2 separate regions of the Homo sapiens genome follow, and region 1 is linked to region 2. A link is an interaction called in ENCODE POLR2A ChIA-PET data of the cell type or tissue named here. Cell type or tissue: PC-9. All regions are shown on one strand. Region 1 overlaps GPRC5B (G protein-coupled receptor class C group 5 member B). Region 2 overlaps VPS35L (VPS35 endosomal protein sorting factor like).

Evidence for each region. ChIA-PET counts read pairs that join two places held together with the same protein. Peaks named below come from ENCODE experiments on the same cell type or tissue, not always from the same donor. Only the 100,000 strongest peaks of a DNase experiment are listed, where the experiment ranks them.
Region 1: POLR2A ChIA-PET joins it to region 2 with 36 read pairs; 8 of 35 experiments call an interaction of 5 or more read pairs at or near these places.

Annotation. Positions count from the first base shown.
Region 1 is chr16:19,873,645-19,876,144 of GRCh38, forward strand. All of the region lies in intron 1 of GPRC5B (G protein-coupled receptor class C group 5 member B), which reads right to left. Among named protein-coding and RNA genes, the nearest start is that of GPRC5B, 10 kb to the right of the region's middle. RefSeq lists an enhancer at 2,159-2,500. In PC-9, no CTCF peak of the experiment used is centred here; no DNase peak of the experiment used is centred here.
Region 2 is chr16:19,679,838-19,682,337 of GRCh38, forward strand. It overlaps VPS35L (VPS35 endosomal protein sorting factor like), which reads left to right. Exons shown (of 31, transcript NM_020314.7): 28 at 2,388-2,500. Among named protein-coding and RNA genes, the nearest start is that of KNOP1, 37 kb to the right of the region's middle. In PC-9, no CTCF peak of the experiment used is centred here; a DNase peak (open chromatin) is centred at 1,264.

The sequences.
Region 1 (2,500 bases), 190 kb after region 2:
GTGAGACAGCTCCTATTAGGACCTCCATCTTACAGGTGACAATACAGAGTCTCCAGGAGGTGACAACCTTTGCACAAGGTCACACAACTCAACTCCTGGGTGCGACCTCACTCCGCGGGCTCCCAGCATTTCTTTCCTTTTTTGTTTTTATTTGAGACGGAGTCTGTCTGTCGCCCAGGCTGGAGTGCAGTGGCGCAATCGGAGGCTCACTACAGCCTCTGATTCCCCAGGTTCAAACGATTCTCCTGCCTCAGCCTCCTGAGTAGCTGGGATTACAGGCGTGCGCCACCACGCCTGGCTAAATTTTTTTGTATTTCTAGTAGAGACTAGGTTTCACCATGTTGGCCAGGCTGGTCTCGAACTCCTGACCTCAGGTGATCCACCCGCCTCGGCCTCCCAAAGTGCTGGAATCCCAGCATTTCAAATGTAGTAAACACAAAAGCAGCTGTCTTCCTTGGTTCCAGGCTGCGTCTCTCCCTCACCTCCCACGCTCGCTCTCTAGAACATCTCTGGAGGATTCCCCAGAGTGCCTCTCTCCCTGGGAAACCTGCAGAATTCTCCCTGCTGCCCTCTCTCTTGCCCATATACGAGCTGGAGTCCACACAGCAGCCTCAGCGATGGGCCTAACCCAAGTCTCCTCTTGCCCCTCTGCTCCCTCTGCCTGGCCACTCCTCCTCCCAGTGCTGAGCTCAGCTCTGATGCCATCAACTCAGACTTGGCCAAGGTCACACCCCAGTCCTCTCCACCACAGCCTCTGGTCTAATCACGTCTGTCATTTTTTGGCTGTTTACTTTGTTTCTGCCTTCCCTTCCTCCTGTCCTCCCATCCTCACTTCCTCCATTGCAAGACGTGGCAGGGCAGGGACATGGTCTCTCTTGTTCACCGGCAGACAAGGCTCCTTCAGTCTTGGCACGACTGACATTTGGGCTGGGTTGTTCTCTGTCATGGGGGACTGTGCGTTGCAGGATGCTTAGCAGCATCGCTGGGTTCTACCCACTGGATACCGGTAGCACGTCCCCTCCTCCAACTGTGACAACCCAAAATGTCTCTAGACAGTGCTAGATGTCCCCTGGGGGAGCAAAATCACCTGGATGAGAACCATGGCTGTAGACTCAAGCTCGACACACAGCACCTGGCACGATGTTTAGTAAATACTGAATGAATGAGAAACATAGTGAGGACTGTCCCCTACCTCACGGCTACCAGCTCCTTCCCTTTTTTTTTTTTTTTCTCTAACGGCCCCTTGCTTTTGAAGGGAGCCTGGTCTTTAGGAAAGCCACAGCCCGCACAGCTGGCTGGATGCTTGTTTCCTGGCCTCTCAAGCCAGACTTACTGCCCCAGCTCAACCCACGTGTGGGGTTGTGACCAGCTGCTCTCCCCGGGCTCCAGTACGTCCCTGGGGCTTCCCTAAGTAAATGCGGTATCGACCACCTCACTGTTACAGAGATCCTGTGAGCATCTCAGATCCTGCCCTGGCTGTGAGGCTTTCCAGTGGCATAAATTATTGATGTTACTGAAGGAAAAGGTGCCTGGGGCTGTCGGGCTCATGTCCTTTGCCTACTGATGAGAGGAGGCAGCCTCAGAATAGAAGGCATCCGGCCAGCATTCCGCCCCAGCATCCTGCTCAGGTACCTTCCGGGGTGAGGATGCACCCCAGGCATCGGTCGGCCTGCAATCCAGCACTTATTCGTGGTCCTGCCACGTCGGTCACTGACGTGCCACCACAGCTACTTATGCTTTGTCCACACACCACCTGGGCGGTTATTTACTTAACTTTTGAATCAACCCACTTACAAGAAAACCAAACACATTCAAGTATTTATCTCCAGACATTTTTAAATTGCTCATTGAGACTGGGTGCAGTGGCTCATAACTGTAATCCCAGCACTTTGGGAGGCTGAGGCAAGAGGATCACTTGAGGACAGGAGTTTGAGACCAGCCTGGCCAGTATGGTGAAACCCTGTCTCTACTAAAAATAAAAAAAATTAGCTGGGCGTGGTGCCACGTGCCTATAGTCCCAGCTACTTGGGAGGCTGAGGCAGAAGAATCGCTTGAACCTGGGAGGTGGAGGTTTCAGTGCGCCAAGATCTTGCCACTGCACTCCAGCCTGGGCAACAGAGCAAGACTCTGTCTCAATAAATAAATAAATAAAAATAAAATAAAATCGCTCGTTGATGTAACCCATGTTGCATACCCACTGGGCGCATTTCAACCTACCACCCTTTGGAGAAACATCATCCTAGCACAATTGCTTGTCACGAGGTACTAAAGCACACGAGGGATCAAAATTTAAGAACTGGAGGTGTCAGAACAAAATGCCAACAGTCCCCGACCCAGTGGAGGGGCCCTGGAATGGATTCCCCTGAGACATCTCATCAATGGCCAGCTCAGTTAAGAGACTTCTCAGCAAGTTTCAGCAAGCAATGCTGCAAGCAGCCTCTCTAATCCCATCCAGCCCCAGGGTGGCTGGGAGGATGACAGGCAGGAATGTGCTTTGCAG
Region 2 (2,500 bases):
GCTTGTACAAAACATCCCACGCCCCTCCACAATTGTCCTCACCCACTTGAAAGTATGACTGCAATATGTACACACATTCACGTTGGATATAATGGCAATGCTGCTCATACTCCACACTTGTATTCTAAGTAGCTGACTGCATGTATGCCTCCCCCTGTTCACAAGTTCTATAAAGTCAGAGACGCTTGGTTTATCTGCAGAGAGGCAGTGCGAATCTGGTACCAGTAGTTAGAAATGTCCACTCTGGAGCCAAACTCCTGGGGCTTGAACCTTGGGTCCCCCATGTACCAACTGTGTGACCTTGGGCCACTTACCCTCTCAGTGGCTCATTTCCCATCTGCGAAATGGGGCTTCGTCGTAGTATCACCCTGGAACATAGAAAAGCTATGGTAGCTGCTATTAATATTAGCTGTTGTTGTTTTCATAGCCACTTCAGTACCTGACACATAGAAGGTACCCAAAAACTACAATCCATTCAACATTATTCACCCAATGCATGTCAGTGCCCAGCACTGTCCCAGGAGCCAGAGACAGGGCGGGATTGAATGTCATCAGGGACACCATCCACATTGAGTTCCTGGAGGCGCCATTAACAGAATACAGTGTGCAGCCAGCAGACCTGGCGGTGTATTGGCAAATGCAATAGATGAAGTGCCTGTCCTCCTGGAGGTTATAGGCTAGCATGAAACAGAGAGAACCAGGAAAACCACGAGATATTGTTGGGCAGGTCATTGAAGGAATACCTAAGATCATTTCAGATAGTGAGAAGTGCTCTGTAAAAAACAACACAGAGGCTGGGCGCGGTGGCTCATGCCTTTAATCCCAGCAGTTCAGGAGGCCAAGGCAGGTGGATCGCTTGAGCCCAGGACCTTGAGACCAGCCTGGGCAACATGGCAAGACCTCATCTCTACAAAAAATAGAAATTCGCCAAGCGTGGTGGTATGTACCTGTAGTCCCAGCACCTCAGGAGGCTGAGGTGGAAGATCGCTTGAGCTCAGAGTCAAGGCTCCAGCGAGCTGTGATTGTGCCACTGTACTGTAGCCAGAGTGACAGAGTGAGACCCTGTCTCAGAACCCGCCCCCCCCCTAAAAAAACAGGATGATTTGTGATGAAGAGAGAGTAAGAGGACTGCAGATGGAATGTCAGGGAAGGCCTCATTAAAGAGCTAATGTGTAAGATGAGAACTGCAGGCTACCAAGGAGCCGTCTGGCCAAGCCCTGGGGCACAGACTCTAGTCAGAGAGAACGTGCCTGGCTGGAGGCCAGCACCTGGACGTGTGTGCCAGCCCCTGGTGCCACTCTGTGCCCTTTGTCCTACTGTGTGTGGGGGAGACTGGCCTCTGGGGACTGCCTCACCTATCCTTCCTCTAGCTCCCAATTTGTTCAGCCAGTAGGAGGCAGCAGCATATGCAGGGCAGGAGGAAAGCGAGGCTGGGGTATTTCTCCCCCATTCCTCCTGGGCCATGTTTTGGCGATGGCTTTGTTCCTGCAAGCAAGACTACATCTTGGGCTAGATGGCCTCTTGCCGCTGCAGGTTCCAATCATGCTGTTCCCCCTGCCGCTGCGGGTTCCAATCGTGCTGTTCTCCCCACCTTAATGTGGCTGGGGTAAGGGAAGGGGACCCGCATGGGGTGGGCTAGCAAGGCCATGGAAGGGGCTGGCCGTGCAGAGCTTCTGCACAGAGTGAGAAGTCTGGAGAGCTTTCAGCAGGGCATCCCCAGACTCACATACACCTTTTTGGAATGGAATTGAAGCTGCTTACTTTTTTACACCCCAAAACTTTTTATAGATTCAGTTTAGCATCTGAGAAACACTGTTTGCTATAAACTCTGTGACTGTCTCTCAGGTTTTGCCTCTCCCAAGAGAGCGTCCTCCATTTGGCTGTTACCGTTGTTGAGCATCCCAAAGAGTGAGGCTCTATTTAAAGTCACTGCCTCGAGTGGTGGCAGGGATCATCCGGGGGCTCACCCAGCGTAGGTGGCTTCTACCGTTCCATCTGCTACGATACCCGCGATCCTGCTTTTGTGGTTGGAACAGGGCTTCCTTTTTTTTTAACTCCCACCACCCACAGAAAAATAAGAGTGTAATTTTGGAAACAGGCCATTAAGCTGACAGGTAACTTTGCCTTCTCCTTTTTGGGATCCAAAAAGGGATTCTCAAAGCTCGTTTGCCCAGACAGGAGCGTGTTGATTCGTGGGAATCACGTTTTGTCATTTTCCTCTGTATTGTTTAACCAGGCTTGTGAGTGGGTCTTGCCTTTGTTCAGTAACTGACAACGTTAATTTCTCTACAGCTGCTGCGGGAGGATCTGGGCTTCTGTGTTGATTTTCTTTTTCCCTCCCTGCTTCATCTTTGGGATTATTTATCCTTTTTTCGGTTCTCTGCTAGGATCATCCTGAACATGGGGTCCTGTTTCTTGTTCGAGAGCTTCTCAACGTGATCCAGGACTACACCTGGGAGGACAACAGCGATGAGAAAATCCGCATCTACACCTGCGTCCT